Linked DNA regions of Homo sapiens: region 1 is linked to region 2. Evidence: chromatin loops called from intact Hi-C (ENCODE). Cell type or tissue: heart right ventricle. All regions are shown on one strand. Each heading gives the region's core, and the rest is flanking DNA. Links, peaks and the distances in the headings are about the cores only. Region 1 overlaps RNF152 (ring finger protein 152). Region 2 has its middle 6.0 kb from the start of LINC01544.

Region 1 (12,003 bases), core at 3,385-8,384, 83 kb after region 2:
AGGACAGTGCTTGTTCTCCACTTCCTCTCCACTCAGTCTAGTGCTCTGCACTGAGGCACATATCTGCCCAGAGGCACTTCCTGGCTATCAAAGAGCTGCCACTTGGAACAGCTTGGGAGGAGGCATGCAAGTGTTCTTCCTGGCCCTGCCCCAAGACCTGCGTACCATCATTGGTCAACAAAACCAATATGCAATTTTATTCATGAATTTATGTTCCAAGTAATGTTCCCTTAATTTGTGTTAAGCTCCCTTAAAATTAGATTATCCTATTCCATTTCCAACTCTATCCAAGTAAGTTCTAGGCCTTACAAGCCATTTTGACAGCAGCCTCTCTGATTTATGCACTGATTTGTTCTACATGAAGCCAGCCTGTACTGCATTCCAGTTTATTTTCTGGAGCGTAATTAGTAATGATGATGATTCGTTAGGTAAAGAGAAGGAAATTTATGAGGCTATGGAGTGAAGCTAATGATGGATCATTCTTTCCCCCTTTCATCATGAAGTCTAAAGATGTGCATCAACTATAGAAGAAAGAATGGAAACAAAGTCCATGTAGACCAGAAAAGAAATTCAGAGTTCCCTGTCAAGCGTGTTATAATAAACACATATCAGTGATTACTTTAGAGCAAGGGTCTCCAACCCCCAGGCCACCAACCAGTACCAGTCTACAACCTGTAAGGAACCAGGCTACATAGCAGAAGGTCAGCAGCTGGTGACAGACAATTACCGCCTGAGCTCCACCTCCCGTCAGATCAGCGATGGCATTAGATTCTCATAGGAGCACAAACCCTACTGTGAACTTCACATGCAAGGGATCTAGACTGCACACTCTTTATGAGGATCTAACTAATGCCTGATGATCTGAGGTGGAACAGTTTCATCCTGAAACCATCGGTCCCTACCCATCCGTCCTGTGGAAAAATTGTCTTCCACAAAACCCATCCCTGGTGCCAAAAATGTTGGGGACTGCTGCTTCAGAGACCTGTTTGGCCTTGTTTTCCTTACAGGAAGAGCAAGATGTGATACTCCAATAAAATACTCATTAAGATTTAAAGGGAAAGAGTACTTCAGTAGAATGCATAAGAACAAGTATATAAGAAAATATATGAGAACAATTTTTAAATGTCACCACAATTTATTTGAGAAAAACTTAAAGTCAAGATCAAAGTGAAAAACAGACCACAAAGAGAAGAACAGTGGCTCGGGGAGGGCATTCTTAAAAAATAGATGGCTCCCAAGATAGAACTTATTTCAAACATAACCTCATAAAACAGTACATAGTTACATAAATAATATTAATTGAACAATATATAGATAAACAAAAGGGGTCTTTGTGTTGTTGTTGCTGTTGTTATTTTGAGGCCCTAGATATTTTGTGCTTTTGAAAGTCCTTTACAATAACAATTTACTTTCACAAAATAAAATTTCTTTTTAAAAACTATACATAATTTTATGCATCTTTTGAAAAGGTACAGGTGTGACAAAGTGCGCGCATTCATTTGGTAGGTGGTAAAATAGCAAAGATCTCCAACATTGAATTTTTATAATCCCAGTTGCTTTTAGAAGTCTAGGCATATGAGCCCAAGGATAAAAAAAGCCAGTGAAGTAGATAATCCAGATAGTTTTACTCTGCTTACACTCTTAAGAATCTTCATACATTCTGTGACAGTGGGGTTAATTATGAAGTCTCTCTGTGGAGTTGTGGCCTGAGCTGATATTGATTACATCGGGCTGACCTTGAAGTGTTCCATTTAATAGTCTCTATGAGGACCTTAAATTCAATGGTTGTGTTGAGAAAAAAACTCAAATGCAGAGATTAAACTAGGCACTACATTGCTTTTCTTTTCCTATTGAAATAGCACATCTTTCTGATACAGGCCATCTACTTAAATCTTCAACAAAATATAAATATTTGAAATGGGATTAAACAAAATAATCACAATTCCATTTCATCTGGTATTTCAGCTGGCTTGCCAGCCACTTAGTTATATTGGATCTTAGCAAACACTCCAATTAGTGGCAAGAATGGGAATGCCCGGTGACAGATGTGTCATTGACTTTTTGTCCTCTGGTAGCAAAGAGCAATCCTTCCAGGACACAACTGCTGCATACATGCGTAGTCCAATTGACGTAACTACAGTCATTGTTTTAATGGAGCAGGACTTTGACAAACCTCAACTGAGAATTCCATTGGCTCGAGCTCTAATATTTGCACAGTTTCCTCCTATGAGCATCCTGGTTTGCTGTATTTGATGAAGCAAAGAATCCAGAAAGTGAAAATTGTCGTTTAAACATGTTTTTTGTTTTTTTGAGATGGACTCTCACTCACCCAGGCTGGAATGCAGTGGTGCAATCTTGGCTCACCGCAACCTCCGCTTCTTGGGTCCAGGCTATTCTCCTGCCTCAGCCTCCTGAGTAGCTGGGATTACAGGTGTGCACCACCACACCCAGCTAATTTTTTTTGTATTTTTAGTAGAGATAGGGTTTCGCCATATTGGCCAGGCTGGTCTCGAACTCCTGACTTCAACTGATCTGCCCGTCTCAGCCTCTCAAAGTGCTGGGATCACAGGCGTGAGCCACCACGCCCAGCCTTTTGGTTATTTAAGATGTTTACATATTTAAACAGGGAATAGGGCAGGCGATGCTGACAGTGCTGGAGGCCAACTGGCCCAGGTGGCAGAGGCAGGCAGGATGGGACAGAGAGAATAATACTGGTTGAACCAGACAAAAGCAGCACACCATCCAGAAGGCCAAGGTCACCCCAGGGACTCACCACACAACTGAAGGCCTGGCCCTGCCAGCACAGCCCACTAGGTCAACTGTGGGCCCAATTGGCCTGGCTGCAGCCTAGGTGCTGTCCCTGTCTGGATGTGCCGTGGAGCCAAGGGCATCCTGTGCCAGGGGACTCTGCTAGGGCATGTGCCAATTCTGTCGCTACAAAACTCAACTAACCAAGCACCATGGTCACCAGAGAGGTATTTACCCAGCCCCAGGTGCATTTTGTTTATGTCAAATTAACAAACAATGAATGAATTTGACCCCTCCATGGTTTGATGATGCATATTTAAAAATCAAAGTATATTGGAATCTAGACATTTTTAGGAATTAAAGCCACATGTCAGTATTGCAGTGAGTGATGATAACTACTGGTTTTTGTTTGTATATCTGCCAATCATTACTATTAGGAATCAGGAGATAAGGATTCTAGCTCTTATTCTGTCGTTACATAGATAGGTTACCTTAAGCAAATAACCTCTAGATGAGCCTCCTATTTCCTCCCCTGACAAATGAGGACTCTGGATTAGATGGTCCCCTAAAGCACCTTCTAGTAAAAATATTCTATGACCTAAATAATTGCTGAAAACACTGCTGGGTTTCCAACCGCATGGCAGTACTGCCAGGCCACTTATTCTATGCTTCTCATCCCTGACAGATCATTTACAAATATTATCTGTTAGTGATCTGGCAAGAATGCGCATTTATGTGAGATGGGGGAGTGGGCATATAAACTACTTAGAAATTTCTCCCTTGATGCCTTCAGCTTAATGAGTGCATCTAGCTAGAGCCCATATCCTAACAGAAAATGCTACAACTTCAATTTTTTAGCAACTATCAAAAGAAAAACTCCTTCAAGTCTGATCAGTAGCCTTCCCAGATGAAGAAAGATATTCCTATTACCCAAACTTGTTACCAGATGAAGGGGGTCCCAACAACGCTACCTTGAAAAGAAGCTGCACAGTTTTCTGGCTTGTGCAGGAAGCCAAGGTTAGCGCTGGCATTCATCAAACACATGGCTTTATCTTCATTTGCTCTAATCACTCAGTGACAGTCAAGAAAAAGTTGCTCATGGTCATTAAAGCAGGAAAGAGCTATAAAAGACTGTCAGGAGATCCCCAGGCTCCCTGGAAAGAGGGAGTGATAAAAGATGCTGACAGATAGACAGACAGGCAGGCAGGTAGAGCAAATAAAGATGATCAATTACCCTGACTGCCAGAATTCTGAATAGAGTTGAAATAACTGACAAATCAAGCACACAGGGAAAGCCAAAGAGATGAAAAAACAAAAATCCTACTAAGTCTTACCAGCTGCTGAACAGCTACAAAGAACATAGCAGTGAGTAAGCAGATATTTATTGTGAACTCACCTTGTGTACTATTCAAGGAACCGGCGTTGCCATGGTAAACAAGAGTCCTACCCTCAAGGAGCCTGGATGTACAACCAGAAGAAAAGAACCATATAAAGAGAACCATGAGAAAGAGAGAAGGGTAGACAGAGCACTGGAAGGAGACTCTTCTTCAACTGAGCATGTATGTCCAATTGATCATATATATATAGGGATTAAACAGAACCTTTAAACAGAACTATCATTGCCTGTCAGAGCCAGAAAGGACATTTGGAATTTAAGGAGCCTACAAGCTGGCCCACTGTTCTTTCCACTCCAGAGATACTGGAGAGAGAAGAAAACTCAGGGGAAGGACAGTGGCATTTCCTCTATTTGATTAAACATCACAACTGACCCTGTCAGCATCATACAGGGAGACTCCAACCACAAACCTCAAGAGATGCAAGATATTAAGATGGTAACTTAAGGTCTGGAGGCAGCTGCAGACCAGGGAAGCATGCAGTCATCACTGGAGGTGAAGGGAGGGTTTGAGGGCTGAGAGTTGTGCCTTAGGGACTGCAAGGGCCTCCAAGTAGCCAGGCTCCCTTGGAGAGCAAAGGTCTCTCTCTGCTATAGCCCTCCAGTGCCCCTACTCTTCATGTCCAATATCTACAGGACCCCCAAAGGCCCAAAGTTCCCATGTACAAATTTACATTTTAATAAAATGAACTACACATGTTCCCTACTCCTAATTTTTTTTTTACTAACCACAAATTCCAGAACAAATTGAAACCTTAAGTCAATTTGTTGGCTTTTTAAAATATTTTCCCATTATATTTTATCTATGTCAGGGACCCACAACCTTTTCCCAGAAAGGGGCAGGTAGTATATCCAGCTTCTAGGCTTTGCGGATCCTACAGTCTCTTTCACAGATACTCAACTCTGCCATCAAAATGTGAAAGCAGTCATAGTATCTCAAGGAATGAGCAAGGCTATGTTCTGTGGGGACCCACTGGAAACCCCAGAGTTGGTATAAAGACTATTTTAAGCTGGAGGCATTTGAGACTCAATAGATGCAGAAAGAAGACTTGTGGGGCATCCCTTACCTGACCAAAAGCAGAAACTTCTCAGAAATGAGAACTGCCATAAATACCTTCTTTAGAGCAGGTCTATTTCCAGGAGAGAAACAAAGAGAAACCCACCATAAATCCCCTCTTCAGGGTAGTTTCATGGCCACAAAGAAGACAGAAAGACCACTCACACATGCAAACACACATCTTATCACAAAAACATTCTTATCTCCCGTTTGAACTCCTAAAAACCCATTTGTCTTTCCTAAAGATACCTATTTGTTCTTCCCATACAGGCCTTTCTCACCTTCCTCCCTTTCCCCTACTAAGTTAGGTATGTAATCCTTACATTCATCTGGGCACATGTTGTATGCATATATAAACTTTTTTTCCTCTTTACATGTTTTTGGTTACTTTCATTTGCACGTCCATGATACTGAACCTAAGGAAGAACTTTCCCTCCGCAACAGTTCTAATAAAACTGCATTTACAAAAACAGGCTATTATTTGTTGACCTCAGATCTACATCATTTTCCATTAGCCCTTCCCTGATTCTCTTAAATTTAGTATATTACTCTGGAGACACCTACCTCGAAATCAGCTTGTTGCTCTAACAGTGGTTACCTTACCTGAGTTTTCTGTCAAGCTCCAGAATGCAAACTGTTTTCAAAATTATTGTGCATTCTATTTTGGAGATAATAAGGCTTACAGATGCAACTTTGTTTTTAAATAACTGTTTCCAGACAACCAGAAAGAGCTGAGCAAAGAACATAAACAATGGCCATCATTTACCATTATTGAGAACATACAGGAAGGGGTCAAATCTTTCTTCATTCTTTGAAATATGGATCTATTATTTCAACAATATGGGCAATGGCACCAAAAGTCATAATGATAGCTCCGGATTAAAGGTAATTCCTTATTTGATGAAACTTCACAAAGACATGATGATAAATTCCTCCTTATAGTCTGAACTTTGGCCATAATTCCCGTGTTCCTTTGCATAGCTATAGCAGGCCACAAAGTAGCTGAATAAATTTCGATTTGGCCAGGTTAATCTCACTCTACACAGCAGTATCATACGGTGGGTCACCTTGACCATCAAGAAGGAACATTGAATAAATTGCCCAAACACATTCAGTATTCCTTCAAAATACTAAAGAACATGTATGATTTCAGACGAGTAGAACTTCATTAATTTGAGGTACCCTAAGGCTGGAAGGAGGTGTAAGGAGGGAAAATCTTGGCTCAATGAAAAAACAAACAACAACAACAAAAACCTACCTAACTGTTAAGACTCATTTACTTTCACACATTAAAAAATATATATTTCTTTAAATTTCCTCAAATTACCCAGAGAACATTCTATATTAACACTTGGAAAGAATGGTAAAGTAAAAGGCCAGTGGGTTTTATAGATATCTCTTTAAGTAAGTCTATTCGAAAGCCATTCATAACATTATTTTCTTTGAGCACAGAGTGTTTATTGCTGCAGTTTCTCTACCTACCCTCAATATTGATGATTCATGGCACGAGTTAAGCCTTACACTGAAGTTGCAAAGAATTCCTAAAGGCATTGGTACTAAAATTAAGCACTGCAGGGAGTCAGCTGTCAGTCTGCTCATTACTTCTGCTTTTTCTTACTTCCAGCTGCAGTAACTCAATGAGGGTTGATTTTCCATTTAGGCAAGGTAAGAAGGAAAGAAAAAAGTACAAACCTTGAAACTAGATATGGAACAGCGGTGCAACCCAACACCATCCATCATTAATCCACCTTTTCTAACCTAACAAAAAATCCAGATTTCTCCTCTTGCTTTCTTAAATTTATTTTGTAGTCAACTTTAAGGCAAAGTTTATCAGCAATAAAATGCACATATGTTCAGTGTACAGTTCAACCAGTTTTGACAAATGTACTCACCTGTGTAACCACTACACCAATCAAGATATTTCCGCCACCCCGAAAGGTCCCCTTGTGCCTCATGCAGTTCATACATCTGCCCCTATCTCTGCCACTAATAGCCACTGCTCTGCTTTTCAGAGAATTTGAGTTTGCGTTTTTTCTTCCTTCCTTTCTTTTTTAAGAGACGGGGTCTTGCTATGTTGCCCAAGCTAGTATGGTGACTATTCACAAGCATGATCATAGCTCATTGCATCCTTGAACTCCTTGCCTCAAGCAATCTTCCTGCCTTAGCCCCCCGAGTAGCTGGGACTACAGATGCACACCACCATGCCCAGCTACTTTTCCAAAAAACATTTTTTTGTAGAGACGGGATCTTGCCATGTTGCCCAGGCTGAAGTGCAGTGACACAATCATAGCTCACTGCAGCCACCAACTCATGGCCTCAAGTGGTCCTTCCATCCCAGCCTCCAGAGTAGCTGGGACTACAGGTGTACACCATTGCACTGGCAAATTTATGTATTTAAAACCCAATCCATAGGTATTGGTTTAGAAAAAAATGTGATAATATTCTCAGTGTACTTTAGTGTGTTTTTAGAAACAAAGTTTTTCATCCAACTTCTTATTCGTATTTCCCAGAGAAAGCCATAGAGTAACAAATACTACTATTAATGTAGGCACATTCAAATGCATATTGAGTATAAGGCACTACTCTAGGTTTGGGGAATCTGAAGAGAAAAAGATAGGGCCCTCTCCTGCTAAGGCCGGTGGGGAATACAGGCAGCCATGCTTGATGTGAAGAAACTACAGTCATGTGATTGATACTTCACGCGGGAGTATCAGGTTGAACTGGAAGAAGGAGCACCTATGTCTGTCTGGGGCATCCAGGAAGGATTTTTCAAGAAAAAGTACCATTTCAATGTCAAGGGTGAGGACTCAGCAGACACAAAGGCACAGAGACCAAGACGAGGGGAGGCAGTGCCCAGGGTGGTTACGGGTAGGGACCAGAGCCTGGGACCTCCAGTAAGTCAAATACCCCTGCAATAGAGTTGTTAAGATTAACATGCATTCATACATGTTGAGCATGTAGGGCAGCACACGGCAGGTGGTTTAGCTCTTCTCCTAGCGAATATCACTGTAAGGGGAGGCAGGAAGGAGACGCAGGGCACAGCCTGGACGACTGGCCTGCCCAGTGGTGTGCAGTGTGACAGTTCTCAGGATGACTAATCAGCCCGGCCAGAGGAGGCACAGACCCAGAGACAGATGGGGGTTAAGGTCCACTCTGCCAGCCCCAGCGCTCTAAAGCAGGGGGTGGTCCCAAGGACCAGAGCGGCTGTCCCTGCAGCTGGGATGGGCCAGGTCACTAAGGGGCAGCAGAAGCAGAGAGCAAAACAAGGCCCAGGGAGAGAGGAGAGAGGGGAGAGAGAGATATATATATATCAGGGGAGGGAGAGAGAGAGAGAGAGATACTGGGAGAGGGAGAGAGAGAGATTGGGGGAAGGAGAGAGAGAGAGAGATAAGGAGAGAGAGAGAGAGAGACATCCTAGGGCGGTTGAAGGGGAGTGAAGAGGGGAGGACCAGGAGGTGAGGGGAGAAGGAGCAGGATGCGGTCCAAACCTTTCCCCTCCTCTTCCAATCCAAAGCAAGGGGTGCTGAGAAAGGCCAAGCCTCCAGGAGTAGCTGGAAGCGGAAGTTCTTATGTTGTGAGAAGAAGTGAGAATATGAAGAATGGAAGAGAAAGACCAGTCCCCTCCTATTCTGTAATCTGGGTTTTGTCTTGTAGGCTGTGGGGCTTGTGAAGACTTCAGGGGGGCAAGTGTAACCATTATAATGGCGTTATTATTGCTATTAATATTCTTACTATTTTAGCCATTTGAAAGTGTACAATTCAGTGGCTTTAAGTCACCATCATGTGTAGCCATCGTCCCCATCTATTTCCAGAGAGCTTCTTTTTTTTTTTTTTGAGACAGAGTCTCACTCTGTCGCCCAGGCTGGAGTGCAGTGGTGCGATCTTGGCTCACTGCAACCTTCACTTCACGGGTTCCAGGGATTCTCCTGCCTCAGACTCCCGGGTAGCTGGGACTACAGGCACACACCACTGTAGTCTGGCTAATTTTTTGTATATTTAGTAGAGATGGGGGTGTCTTGGTATTTGGCCAGGCTGGTCTTGAACTCCTCACCTCAAGTGATCCACCCACCTCGTCCTCCCAAAGTGCTGGGATTACAGGCATGAGCCACAGTGCCCAGCCCTTTCCAGAGCTTTTTTATCATCCCAAACAGAACTCCATACTCATTCAACAACCGCTCCCCATTTCTCCTGCCCCCAGCCCCTGCTAACCGGTCACCTTTCTGGCACTATGAATTTGCCTGTTCCAGGTACCTCATAAGAGTGGGATTGTACACTATTTGTCCTTCAACCATTGTCCTAATATTTGTCTGGCTTATTTCACTAAGCATGTCTTCAAGGTCCACCCACATTGTAACACGTATCAGAATTCCTTCTTATGGCTGAGTAATATTCAATTGTGTATTATTTTTTCTTTTTAAGCCACTCTGGCAGCAGAGTGAGATATGAATTGGCAGAGGCTGAACTAAAGGAAAGAGGGGCAAGGCTGGAATGAAGGTAGGGATGAAGGAGGAGGAAGAAGGCATGGAGATTGGCTGGAAGTACAAAGAGCTGAGAGTGAAGGAGTATAGAAAAGATCCCTGATTTCTCAGTGAGGCAGCTGGATGGAGGAAGCATTTTTGAGGGGTACAGCTGTGACAAAGGTCAGTGAAGAGAGTGGCATCTGAAGGTTAGAGATAGCCAATACTCTCTGAATCTTGAGATTTTGTACCTAGCAAAGTCCTGACTTGTATGTGTAATTTAGACAACTATTGGGAAACTAGCTTTACCCTGTAATTTTATTTATATGAAGTTATATTTCACCAAGTCTATTATTAGACAATAAAGAAATAGGTATTTCCATTAACAGGCCTTCTAGAAAGAAACAAAGGATGTGGAAGAGACTATGAATCACAAATATTTATGTTTATAGAGATTAAACCTTAACAGCACTCAAATTCTTCTCATCTGTGAAAAGCTGCAGCTAAGTACTTAGAAGCGGTTCTGTGCACCAGGCTGGAGCTGGTCCTTAGGTCCTCAGATCACCACTGTCGCTAGTCCACAGCCACTTCTCGTCTTGTAAATCCCTCCCACTCTAAACCCTGGGCTGTGATTACAGAATCAGCTCGGGGAAATGCTCGGATTCATCATCTTTCCCTTTGCTGCTTATTTAGCTTGAGCTCCTTCCTGCTCTCTAAGTGGACACATTTTACAAACTAATGAAAGCTTGCCCAGCACAGTAGATGGCACACACTGGGCACTAATTTATTCAATAACGCCAGGATGAAAATGCTTCCTGCTCTTACTGTCTCCCTTATTATCTCCATAATAAGAATATTCAACTTTCTAAGGAGCCAGGAACTGAAATGTGAGGTTATGGATTATTCATACTTTTATATCCAAGACTACGCACAAAGTATTTAAGATGTAAGATAAAAAAAATAAGCAATTTAGAACACAATGCTCACTTCCTACTGTCACTAGCTACCCTCAAAGCAGAACAAACAAACAAACAAACAAAAACCACTGTAAATACAATTTCTATGTCAGATAGAAAGCAATAATTCATTTAATTAAAAATTTTACATGTTAATTACTTCTATTTTAAAAAGTGTCCTGTCAAATGGTAAAAACTTAAAGTCCTGTCATCAATAAGAAACAATTTACTTCCAGAACATTTTAAAAAATTATGTAACCTATTTAAAATGTAAATAATATTATAAATATAGTATTATGTGTGTGGGGGGGTGTGGGTGTGTATAGGGGTGTGTGTCTTGATCTGTAATCATACTCACACATATACCAAATAAAATCCAATTCATTTTCTTGAAACTAAGAGACACAGTTCCTAAGCCTTGAACTGGTTTTGTTGGAGTCGTTGCAATTGTCCTTCATAACATCAAATGTATTCAGTTTTAGGGGAAGTCAAACATTCAAGTCACATTTGTAAACTGTTGAGAGCCACTAAACATATTAATCGATAATAATCAACACTTAATAGTAATTTCTACCAGTGCAAAAGGATATATTTTTGATTGGGGTGAATTCATTCTAAAGCATTTCAGATGTGCACAAGTAGGAAAGTCTGTACTGCTGTTATTCACAGTATATGGATTTTTGTTTTTGTTTTAAGCGCACATGTATATATGTACTACTTAACTAAAACTACTTTAAAAGTAAAAATGTCTATTTTTACAATATAAAATATTTATTTGTCCTAAGCTAGTCATTTTAGTTACAGTAATTAAGTTTCATTTGGTAAAAACTGCTATCCTAATTCAGTAAGACAAAAATATTTCCCAAATAGCTACGCATACCCTGTAGAATTAAGCCTGTTTAATCCACAAATAACTGCTTGAGTTTCAGTTTTCATTTCCTTTGTGAAAAAAATTCTCAATAACTTATCTTTCTCAGGATAGTCATGAAAAGTATCTAACATCAATAAGTTAATATTTTTTAATTACCCAAATTCTACCTGTGAACTAAAAAAACAGCCCGATTTAACAGGCATGCATTTTGTAAGCAGAAAATCATTACAAGAGTCTTCTGGGCCAGCAAATAAAATCGACAGGATTTTAAAAGCCACCCTGTGTTTAGAGCCCACCATATTATTAGGTCTTGCCAGATACAAAGAACATGGTTTCAATCACCAAATAGTAATTAGATGACAATACATCTTGCCAGTTGGCATATCATGACCTTCACTCCACACAGGGATATTGCTATAGCTCTTGTTAGTTAGTCTGTTCCCATTTTATAAGTACCTATAACATGGAAAATCTGTATCTGCTTAATTCAAGATGTTTGTCAAAGCAGAAGAAACAGTAAG
Region 2 (12,003 bases), core at 4,738-9,737:
AACAAAAATAAGGATCTCCACTCAGAGCATTTCTCTTGGTGGCGAGTGACAGATGTAAAGGGCCCAATTTGTGATTACGTGGTTCACTTCTACAACTGCAATTAAGCTGCCCGTTAAATTCACGTAGCTAAATAAAAATTACAATCAGTTACTTATTAGCTACCTTGAACCTGCCTCCCTGAGAGCTAGAGGGTTGGTGAGAGAGCCAATTCACAGCAAAGCTAAAGTGATCTGCCTTGCTTAGTTGTTGTGGTTTTCAAATCAGATAGGTCATGAGCATCTGTGTATGCATAAACAACTGAAACTGCCCAGAGATGTCTCATGGCTAATCAGATCAGTAGGCCCACCAGCCAGCAGCCAAGACACTCAACTCCCAGTTGGATGAACGTGATCTAACTTTGCTGCAAATACGGGCCCTGGGCTCTTCTCTTCAGCACCCACCTGATGAAGAAGGGAAATAATGAGACCAAAGACAAAGGCAGGAGCAGAACAGGCTTTTCTTCAAAGCCCATGAAGGGGAAAAGACCCATTATGAAGGGAGGGTTACGGGCAGAGAACTCGCCAGGGCTGTTGATGATATTGCTGTTGTTGGTTGGTCTTAGGATTCTCTAGGGAGGAGATGAAATAGAAGGAAAATCTAGGGGTAACAGCTCACAATTGGCCCAGTGACTAAAGGCCACCTTTCAGGGGTTCATTCAGGATTTCCTCGATTCCTGGGCTCACCTGTGAGGCACCAGTTTTCTCCACTTCCTGCTTGTAAACCCATGCATTATAAGCTTTCTTGATGGGAGGACTGAGGGAGAAGATAACCCTACAGTGAAGGGTGCTTGGAGACACAAATAGCTAAAACACACCAGAGGAGGCAATTGATTTTATCCAAGAATCTACCTGAATTTACCAAGGATTACTTCTGGGTATCTTGGAGGATTTGTATCTTAAAGGATCCAAGTTATAAAATTCTAGAGTCATTCATGGAGATGAAAGTAAAACAGTGCTTATTAGGGGCTGGGGGAGTGGGGAATAGAGAGTTAGTGTTTAGTGGGTTCAGAGTTTCAGCTGGGGATGGTAACAAAGCTCTGGCAATGGGTGGTGGTGATGGTTGCATGACTATGTGAATGTACTTAATGCTACTGGAGTATGCACCTAAAATGATTAAAATAGTAAATTTTATGTTATATGCATTTTACCATAACAAAAAAAATTCTAGAGTCAGCGAAGACAATGTTATTTCCTGTATAATCCATATAAACCTACAGCCTACTACTTTTGAAACATAGAAACTTCTCCATGTTTCCAAAATTACATTACCGAGGGATGCCAAAAAGAAAAAGACTTTAAGGGATGGGAGATGCACCTGTATCCATTCTACCCAGAGCACTCACATGAAACATTTCCCAGAGAACATGGCAGCCCAGGTCCCTGTTTCGTTTGCCTCGGTGCCCTGTGCCCCGTGCCCTCCCCATATCCAGGCAAAGCTGCTGAAGACCCAGAGCGGCCTTCTGGTCACCAACCACCTGCTCTTCTGATTTTCTTTCTGAAACATCATTCTCTCTTTCTTTCCCAATTTCAGGAGAGAATCTAATATACTCATTCACACTGAGGTGTAAGGCTCTAAGAAGATGTACACTGCCTGCCCAGGGATATATCCAGTTCACCTGGAAGCTAAGCAAGAAGAATTAAAATACAGAAATGGGAATAAAGTTTGCAACCTCTCCAACCCTTTGTTCCAGGCTGCTTTTTACGCCTCAAAACTTACCAGATTTTGTCTGCACCTCCCAGACAACCTCAGAAATGTGTTTCCCAAAAATCTCTTTCCCTGGTCAGTTTCTCTGTCATGCACTACTTTCAGAAACCCAGACTATCCTCTGGCCCATCAGCCCTCATGCCCAGAGACCCATGCCAAGTTAAGTTGTTCATTGGGCACAGATATGTCTCCAAGGCACCTTCTAAATCTGTCAAGGCCAATTTAGGAACAGAAGGTTGAGGCCAGATGGAAAAGTTGGGAAAGCACCCATGGAGAACAGAGCTAGCCCAGGCCTGGAGGCACAAGATCACTAATCTGATGAGTGGCTCCAATCAAATGAGACCACATGGACATTGGCAAAGAGCATAAGGAAAGTTCTCTCTTCACTCAAGCCTGTAGCCTGTCCTAGAACAAAGGAGCAAAGGTTCTTTCAGCATAAACATTGCCGACTCTCTGGAGGAAAACAGGCTCTTTTTTATATTTACAAAATCAGAACCAGCAGAGGCCAGACCTAGGAATCTGTATTTTTAAAAGGCTCCCCAGGAGCAATGGAAACCACTGGTCTAAATTAAAAAGTGATGACAAATAAAAAAGCCAACATAGGGTGTTTTGTGTTCGCTCTCATTCTATGGTGTTGTGGACATCCATAGAGAATGTGCTATTTATCCTATTTATTTACTTGTTTTTCGAAACAGCAAAAGGATACTGAGATAGGAGACTTTGCTCAACAAGCCAGTGCTAATCACCATAAAGGGTCTGTTGTGTCACACTCTGATGAATCACCACATGTCAGCAGGGACACAGCCAACGGAAATATGTTCTATGGCTTTGGTTTCCTCTTTTCCCTTGATGCATGAAAAAATCCTTTTCCCCAAGCTAAGTTTAGGGCAAGAGGCTCTTTTTGTTTGTGAATGGAGGCAGTCTGAGGGTGAAACAGGATGCCCCAAACAGAAGGAAGGGCCCAAGGAAATCTGCCATCTGGAGAGTGAGCTGTAGGGGCACCTTGGATTCCTATGCAGAATTGTCCTTAGATTTAGGCAACAGCCTGGCGAGCCTGACTCTTGCTGAACAGAGAGGCTGTGCCTCTCTCATGTGAAGAGTGGATGTCATCCACACACGTGGGGGAAAGGACTCCTTCAGGGGCTCATTCCTCCTCCATCTGAGGGCGCTCCCACCAGTCTTTCACTATCTGCCTCCATCCACTGCTCCTCAGTACCTTGGCCTCAGCCCTCTTTGCTTCCTTCTCAGCCTCTCTATTTCTCCCAGTCACCCAGCCTTAGAATCTTTGTGGCCAGGCACAGTGGCTCATGTCTGTAATCCCAACACTTTGAGAGGCCGAGATGGGAAGATTGCTGGAGCCCAGGAGATCGATGGTGCAGTGGGCTATGATCATGCCACTTCACACCAGCCTGGGTGACAGAGCCAGGCTTGTCTCTAAAAATAATACTAGCAATAATGAAAACAAACAAACAAACAAACAAAAATAATCTTTTTCTCTATGAGACATAATGGAAAGAGAAACCGACTTGGGGTCTGAAAATCTGAGTCTGGATCCCAACACTGCCAGTTCTCCAGTTCTCGGCCGTGTGACTTTGAGCACATCCCTGACATGTTTATATAGCACTGCACCTCTGTTTTTTGTTTGTTTGTTTGTTTTGTTTGTTTGTTCGAGACGGAGTCTTGCACTGTCCCCCAGGCTGGAGTGCAGTAGTGCGACCTTGGCTCACTGCAAGCTCCACCTCCCGGGTTCACGCCATTCTCCTGCCTCAGCCTCCCGTGTAGCTGGGACCACAGGCGCCTGCCACCACGCCCGGCTAATTTTTTGTGTATTTTTAGTAGAGACGGGGTTTCACCGTGTTAGCCAGGATGGTCTTGATCTCCTGACCTTGTGATCCGCCCGCCTCAGCCTCCCAAAGTCCTGGGATTACAGGCATGAGCCACCGCGCCTGGCCACACCTCTGTTTCTAATAACTGCCCGATCCACACCTCTGCACTGTTGTGAGAATCAAATAAACTATGTGAAATACTTTGTATGCTTATTTATCTCTTCACACATACACACGTATGTCTTGTTTTTGACATACCGTCTTGGTTGCTGCCATATTGAATCAGCCCCCAAATCCTGCTGATTGTGGTCTTGTTTGTATCCCTCGCATACATTCTTGCTTTTCCATATTCATTGCTATCACTGCCCTCCAAATATATTCCTTCAAGTTGACCTTCACTGTAGGTCATTCAAGATTACAGTATTAGGTTCTTAGCCTTCTGGCAGCCATCAGTGGTTAGAGGGGTGAAGGCCACAGTCTCCTCCCCACCACCTCTCAGCCAGGTGGTCTGCTGTAATGAGATCAAGACTCAGACCAAACTCTGACACATAGAGAGACCTATCAGCCAGCAGCAACGAAAACATCAGACCACCTGGTTTGCAAGCTCAGCAAACATAGGACCACCTGGTTTATCCTAGCTCTCTGTCCTTTCATTCCAAGCAGATGTGACAAGGAGCTAGCAGCAGGGTTCAGTTAATTGGTCAAATGACACGATTCTCCTTAAGCAAATGAACACAGAATCTAGCAGAATTCTAAGACTTGGGGGACACTCCAGAGGGTGTGAGCTGCTCATGCCCTAATCACACAAAGGCAAGGACCCCTGTGCAGCCTTCCTAACCGATCCAACAAACACCACTCGTTTCACCAATAAAAAATAAAATCTAACACCCAGTATGCTAATAAACAAAAGTTCTGGTGTCCATTGGAAATAAATATAACTGAAGTGCTAGTATCACAGTCTGGAACATAACAGAACTACCCCTAATACTTCTGAAATATTAGGAAACTTCAAATACTAAATAACTGTGCTTAGAGCATTAAGCAAACTGAAATACACATCATCAACATATGTTTTAAACAGAGCTGCTTTAAAGTAAATTATAGATAATATAACAATATTGTCTTAGTCCATTGGGGCTACTATAATAAAATACCACAAGCTGGGTAGCTTATAAATGACACAGCTTTATTTCTCATAGTTCCATAAGCTGAGAAGTCTGAGATCAAGGCACCAGCAGATTAATTGTCTGGTGAGGGCCCACTTTCTCATTCATACCTGGTGCCTTCTCTCTGTGTCTTCACATGGTAGAAGGAGTGAGTTAGCTCTCTCAGGTCTCTTTTATTAGAGCACTAATCCTATTTATGAAGGCTCTGCCTAATCACCTCCCAAAGGCCCCATCTCCTAATATCATCACTTTGGGGGTTGGGATTTCAATGTATGAATATTGAGTAGACACCAACATTGAGACTATAATGAATGCCATATATGGGCTTTTACTTCTTCTTGTCAAATTGTCCTTTCTTCCTCTTTGAACATATACCACAAGCTTTAGTCCTTTTCTTCTGACCTCAAGGAAGACCTGATTATCTGTCACAATACTTTATTCCTGAAATGATGGAATATTACTTGTCCCTTCATTTATTCAGCAAACACTTGTACTCCTAACGCAATAAAAAATCACGTAAGCCAAGAGGGTAGGGGGTAAGTAAACTGGTACCTTGACTTAAAGGGGCTCTAGGTCTAAAGAAGAGGCAGACATTGGAGCTGAAAATAACAGCACCAGGCAGTGACTCTCAGGACAGATGTGCACAAGTCACAGTGGAAGCACAGAAGAGACACCCCTGAGTGTGCCTCCCAGAAAAGGGTGAGGAAAAATGACCAAAGATGCTTCATCTTAAGGAAGTATTGTCCTGGCTGAACTGAGCCTTAGAGGATGAATGGAAAGTTGGCCTGCAGTATAGGCAGCATCCCAGGCAGAGAAGACAAAAAATATATACCCAACAATAATAGCTAAAATCTATTAAACTCCTACTCTGCTCCAGGTGCTCTCCTAGGAATGCCATGTGCATAATAAATAAAATCTGAAATAATGCACATCATTTCACTTCTTCCTCAAAACAACACCCTGAGATAGAGGCTATTATTACCTCCATGTCACAGAAGAAAACTGGGGCTGAGAGCATTAAAATAACTTGCCTAAGGTCGCACTGCTAGAAACTGGCAGAGCCAGGGTTTGCACCTAGTGATTTCTGGCACTTAAGATATTACACTATATTCTGTTCGCTACAACATACAAGTATTAAATGGGGCTGAAACTGAAGTTCAAAACAGAACTGCGTGCAGTCAGTCTGGAGAGGTAAGTCAGCCGGAACATGGGTTTTGGTTCATTTTCTCATCTAGATGTGACTGCCTGAGTCTAGTACATCTTTCTGTTTCTATTACAAAGTTAAACACACAGTAGGGGTTCGATGGAATTGAGTGACTGAGTCTACAGGGAAAGAATTTCCAGAATAGATTATTGAATCACCAACTGTCTGAGTAGTGACTCGCCCCTTCTTTTTGGGTTTATTTTCTTTTAAAAATAGAGTTTTCAACATGCCCAACCAATATCAACAGATATTTGAGTGTCCTCCATGAGGCACACACAGTTAAGGGCAGTGGAGATTCAGCAGGGAATAAAATAGGCAAGGTCTCTTCTGTTAGACAGCTTAAAACAACCTTCCCCTGATGTGACCTCTCTTATTCTGAAAAATGCCAGGGAAATAACAATCAACAATGGACTCTGACAGTGGGCATCTCTAGAGGTACGCTCCACCCTTGCAGGGTGCCAGCATCTTGACACCATGCTCAGGCCCACATGACCATCACCAATGATGACTGCAAGATTCCCACCCCCAGGAGACCCAGGGCCCAGCACAGTCACTTATCTGGCCACCAAGAGCTTGCTCAGGGGACACCCTGCGACTCTTTAAGGTGGCCAAGGGCAGCCAGCACCTGCTGAATCAGCAAACCACCCAGAGCCCTGTATGTGTTGGCCTAAGAGCTCAGCCCTGGGCCAGGCAGCGGGACTTTTCCCCTCTGAAGAATGTGCCTCTATTCAAACTCCACTCTGCAGGAATGCCCACGGTGCCAAAAAGGAACAGAAAAAAACAGGATTCAAAACAAGGCACTTGAATGAAACAAGGTCCAGTTTTCAGTTCTCATTTTCTTTCTTACTCTGAATCCAAGCATGCTGTGTCTGAAGGAAGGTGGCCAGGGAAAGGAAGGGCCCTGGAGGCTGGCTGTTCTCTCTTTCTTCCAGTAGGGTGGTGGGGTAAAGCAAGGAGAGAATGGTGAGCCATGTTCTCAGGGAGAAGGCAGGGTAGAGGTCACTTGCGTGGTGTCTCATGTGATGTCTGGTAGGATCAGACTGACCCAAAACTCGAGTTTCCTTAGGGAGCAGCCCGTTCTCTCAGTGTCCCCATGGGACCAGCTTGCTGAGCTGACCAAGGCCTCGGCCCCCGGCAGCTGGCTGTCCTCAGTCCTCTCCCACCCCTGAGCCTGCTTCCCACCTCCTTCCTCCCTTACAGACAGTGACCTTGTCCTCAAGTTGCCCCACTCCTGTCCTTCCCATGGGCTAAGCCAACTGTCCACTCCAGAGGCTCCCTCATGAGGCTTCTAGGAGTAGAGGAGGTTGCATATCTGCAATGTTAAAGCCTCAGTCCTGAGACCTGGGCTGCCTCTTTTTCCTCCCTGGGCCTTGCTCTGTGGGGCCAGGATAAGTGGCCAGAATAATGTGATCTCAGCCCTTTTCTTTGACTAAATGCACTGCCAGGTTTAAACACAAGGTGCATCCCTGGGCTCCAGGCTGCTTACCATGCTTGGGACACTTCCTCCCCTACCCCTGCAGTCCCCAACTGTGGGGTCTGACCACCACCATGGCCTAAGTCAGGGCTCAGCAACTTTCTGTGAAAAGTCAGATAATAAAAATTTTAGGTTTTGTGGACCACATTCAATCTCCATCACATATTCTTTGGTTTGGTTTTTTTGTTGTTTTTAGGGGGGTTTTTTGTTTTGTTTTTTCTTTTAACAACCTTTTAAAAATGTATAAGCCATTCTTAGCAGGGCCATGGACCAGATTTGGTCCATAGTTTGTCAACGCTTTTGCCTTAGTACACTGGTCTTTCTCAAGCCCAGTGAAAGTAAAATGATGATTTCCTCAGGGAGTTTCAAACAAGCTGCTTCCAGCTGAGCGGCCCTGCCTAGGTTCCGATGATGTCATGATCCAACCAGCAGCCATCTATGATCATAATTAACTAAGAGAAACATTTACCGGGAGGCAGCAGAATTTTCCATCAAATTCTTCTTTATTAAAAAAAATAGATTCCTTTTCAAAATAGACAAGCTTGGAAATTTTAAAAATAACAGTATTCATTAACAACTCCCACACTAACTGTGGTTACCAAACCTTGAGAATCTAAGTGCCAAATTCCATGTGCTAGCATTCACATGCTTTCTACTTTGATTCCCACAGTGGCTCCCACTGTAGCTATCAATGCAATCCAGGCTCAACTGAGGTCACTCTGTCACTTGAGATTGAAATAAAATTGGCTTAACCCCCCTATCTTAAATCCATTGGGAAGACCAAGATTGTAGCACATTCCCAGGAACTGAAATTCTCAAGGCACTGCTGACTCCACAGTTTCAGGCTGTCCCTCTCAATCCCTCACTCAGCTCTTCTGCTTCCCCAGCAGCTGTGGCCCAGGACTGGGAACATGGCTCTTCTTTGTGTGTGTGTGTGTGTGTGTGTGTGTGTGTGTGTGTGTGTGTGTGTGTGTGTGTTTTCTGAACACATTTACCCAGTAGCATTGTGCTGAGGCCAACTTCACAGAAGGTTTAAGACAACGGAGAGATGAAGCCTTGCAGTGGGTCAAGGTCAAATTTACCAGTTTCTATAAAACTGGGCATTAGTCACCCCATTTCCAAGTCTTTTGGCCATGCTACCAAATATCAGGGGTTTCCACCCCTCCCTCACAGGATGGTCTTCCTTCTTCTCCATCTCTCCATCTTTTGGGCTCACCCACTCCCTGCCTCCCAAATTCAAATTAGCTCTCCACCAGGCTCTGGGATCTTCTTGTCCATCCATGAGTGTCTCCAGGTCTCGGAACTGGCATCACTTTTGAAATCTCAGTCTTTCCCTTCTTTTCTCTAGCCATGATCAGTGGAATGAAGAGGCCTAGAGTATATTTTTCCCTTTGATATGAATGCACCGTCTCCTTTACAAAGCAGAAGTGGCTACAGGCAGTTGATTACTATGCCTTCCCTCTCTGTTACATTCACACCCCCACTTTACCAAGGAGGACACTGATGCTCGGGATCATCCAGCCAAAATGTGGCAGAGCTGCTGTGACCCTCCAGGCTGGACTCACTGCTCTCACTCCCTGCATCAGTGGTTCTCAAACTGGACTGCTCCTAGGAGTCACTCAGAGGATTTGTTTAAGTGACACAGGTCACTGGGCCACCGCCCCCTCAGAGTTGCTGATTCATCAGGTCAGAGGGTGGAACCTGAGAACATGCATTTCTAACAAGTTCCCAGGGGATGCTGTAGGGCAAATGCACCCGAGAGCAATAACCTAAGCATATCCTTAGAACAACCCTGTATGGTAGATACACCTGAATGTGAGTTCCAAGCTGGAATCTGGGAGTGGCCAACCTGGAGATTCATTCCTTGTCAATGAGGAACATCTGAGCCCCTGACCTGTTCCATGGAACATAGGCTATGCAGGAAATTGAGGCTCTGAGTTTTGATTAAATAAAGGTTACAAGGCAGAGGTCATTAAAAGGAGAGTGTTAAGTGATAATGTTATATAAGCCGCATGCTGTTGGCAAGCAGTTGCAGTTTTCCTACTTAATTGGCCTCCACTGGACTGTAAGGTGGTTATCTTGTCCATCCCTCTACCACTGGACTGTTTCTGTACATAAGGTGGTTCTCCTGTCCAGCTCGCTGCCACTGGACTCTTTCCCCTGTAGGTAAGCCCTCAATAAAACCTCATGTCTTGTTCGCTGGCTCTGGATCTCTTCTTCGGCCTCTTGAACGTGGTGCAATCCCTACTGAAGTTAACAGGGGTTTGGCATGGGAAATGCTGATTCAGGGGCCGCACTTTGAGAACTACCACAGTAGATAATGCATGGTTTTATGCCAGGGTGTGGGTGTGTGGTGGAGGGAAGAAAACGGTGGGGTGGGAGCAGGCTGGGGGTGAACATGGATATAAGTGATAAACTTTGACCTTTTCTTCACAGTCCTTAAATTCTGCATTCATTATTTCATACAATCTAAACTTTATGTATATTCTTGATTACAATACACTTTTCTAAAGAATTCCCATCTTTGGGTCTTGGGATCTGGTGGCCTGAGTTGCTTCACACCAGTTTATTGTTACCTCAAAAGTTTACAGACTACCACCCAATCCAACCCACTGCCTGGTTTTGTACAACTCATGAGGTAAGAATGGCTTTAATATTTTCAAATGGTTGACAAAAAATTAAGAGACGAATATTTTGTGATACATGACAATTACATGGAATTCAAAGCTCAGTGTTTATAAATAGCTTTAGTGGAACACAAACATGCCCATTTATCGACAAAGCATCTGTGGCTGCCTTCCTGCTACCACAATAGAGATGAGTAGTTTTGACAGAGACCCTGCGACCCGCAGAGTCTAAGATATTTAGCATCATCTAGTGATACTAGAAGACACTAAATATTTTAGCATTAGGTCCCTTACAAAAAATGTATTGACCTCTGGTCTATCCTCTCCTTATTTCTATGCTCTGATTTCCCCCAGTAAGATTTAATTCTGCAGGTTTTCTCACAGTCAGTATGACTCTGTATTTTCTTACTTAACTTTCACTCTTTAGAGCAACTACTTGGTGGTCTTCTAACCGTGGTGGGAGATAGTTATTGATCCTGGAATGTTTCTCAGAGGCATCCATCTACACTTATCTACCTTGTCCTCAGTCAGAATTGCCCTGCCTGTACACATTTTAAGAAACAAACCAATCAATTTCCCTAGGAAGTCCTGGTATGCACTGAAATTGAATATGATCATTCCCTGGACAACCAGAAATGTTTAATACAGAGCCTGGAATCAGAAAATTCCCAGCTTTCACTCAGAACAGTTTCCTCAAAGCACCTGTATTTCTTCCTATGTAAAAAATTGTTAACTCATACATTTAAACATAGAGTTGACCCTTGAACAATATGGGTTTACCTTTTGCAGATTTTCTTCTGCCTCCATCACCCCTGAGACGGCAAGACCAACCCCTCCTATTCCTCCGCCTACTCAGTGTCAAGATGACAAGGATGAAGGTGTTTATGATGACCCACTTCTACTTAATATAGTGAATATATTTTCTCTTCCTTATGACTTTAACATTTTCTTTTCTCTCACTTTATTGTAAGAATAAATCATATAATACATATAACATACAAAATATGTGTTAATCGACCTTATGTCATCAGTAAGTATTCTGGTCAACAGTAGGATATTAAATTTTGGGGTAGCCAAAACTTACATATGATTTTTTTACCACACTGGTCGGGGGTGGGGGCTTCATACCCCTAACCTCTACATTGTTCAAGGATCAACTATACACACAAAAATGATTCATGTCTCTTAACAAACATTCATTATTTATTTATTTATATATTTTTTGAGACAGGATCTTAGTCTGTCACCCAGGCTGGACTGCAGCCTGGGCTCATGCAATCCTCTTACCTCAGCCTCCCAAGTAGCTGAGACCACAGGCGTGTACCACCACACCCAGCTAATTTATTTGTGTATTTATTTTTGTAGGGACAGGGTCTCACTATGTTGCCTAGCTGGTCCCAAACTCCTGGGCTCAAGCAATCCTCTCACTTCAGCCTCCCAAAGTGTTGGGATTACAGTCATGAGGCACCATGCCTGGCCCTTTAACAGACATTTAACATGATTTTCAGACAGTTCGTACCTCTTCATCTACAGCAAGGCTTAACAGAATTTCAACATAAAACTTTCTGTGAAGCTTAGAATAGGTGCAGGAAATGTTCAGAGTTCACGTTCTAGTTCCCACTGAGAAAAGCATGTGCACCAATATGTTTCCCCACCCAAGCATACACTGGGGCCCACCTGGAAGTCATACAATTCTTTGGCCTTCTGGGCTGATTATCAAATGGTCTTCCTCTAAGGCCACTTAACAGCCAGTACTAAGGCACAGATGTTGCAGAACTTTGACAATAACCAGTCATTCTTTCTGAACAAAAAACAAATTTCTTTGCTTACGTGATAATATTTTAGAGTCTGCGTGAAAGTCTTACATTCAGAGAAACGCCACAGTTCTGGCACCAGGAATGAAGGCGCCATCTGGCCCCTCTTGGGCTCCTTGGCTTGAATTCCTGGGGTCATTGTTACACT

Evidence for each region. Hi-C counts contacts between places; a loop is a spot of excess contacts. Peaks named below come from ENCODE experiments on the same cell type or tissue, not always from the same donor. Only the 100,000 strongest peaks of a DNase experiment are listed, where the experiment ranks them.
Region 1: it touches region 2 in a loop (7-fold over the local background); 10 of 110 quality-filtered maps call a loop at or near these places.

The regions. Positions count from the first base shown.
Region 1 is chr18:61,821,008-61,833,010 of GRCh38, forward strand. All of the region lies in intron 1 of RNF152 (ring finger protein 152), which reads right to left. Among named protein-coding and RNA genes, the nearest start is that of RNF152, 66 kb to the right of the region's middle. In heart right ventricle, for the core only: no CTCF peak of the experiment used is centred there; no DNase peak of the experiment used is centred there; H3K27ac peaks cover 2,445 bases.
Region 2 is chr18:61,736,169-61,748,171 of GRCh38, forward strand. No RefSeq gene overlaps it. Among named protein-coding and RNA genes, the nearest start is that of LINC01544, 6.0 kb to the right of the region's middle. In heart right ventricle, for the core only: CTCF peaks have their summits at 6,895 and 7,222; DNase peaks (open chromatin) are centred at 7,093, 7,799 and 8,331; H3K27ac peaks cover 5,000 bases.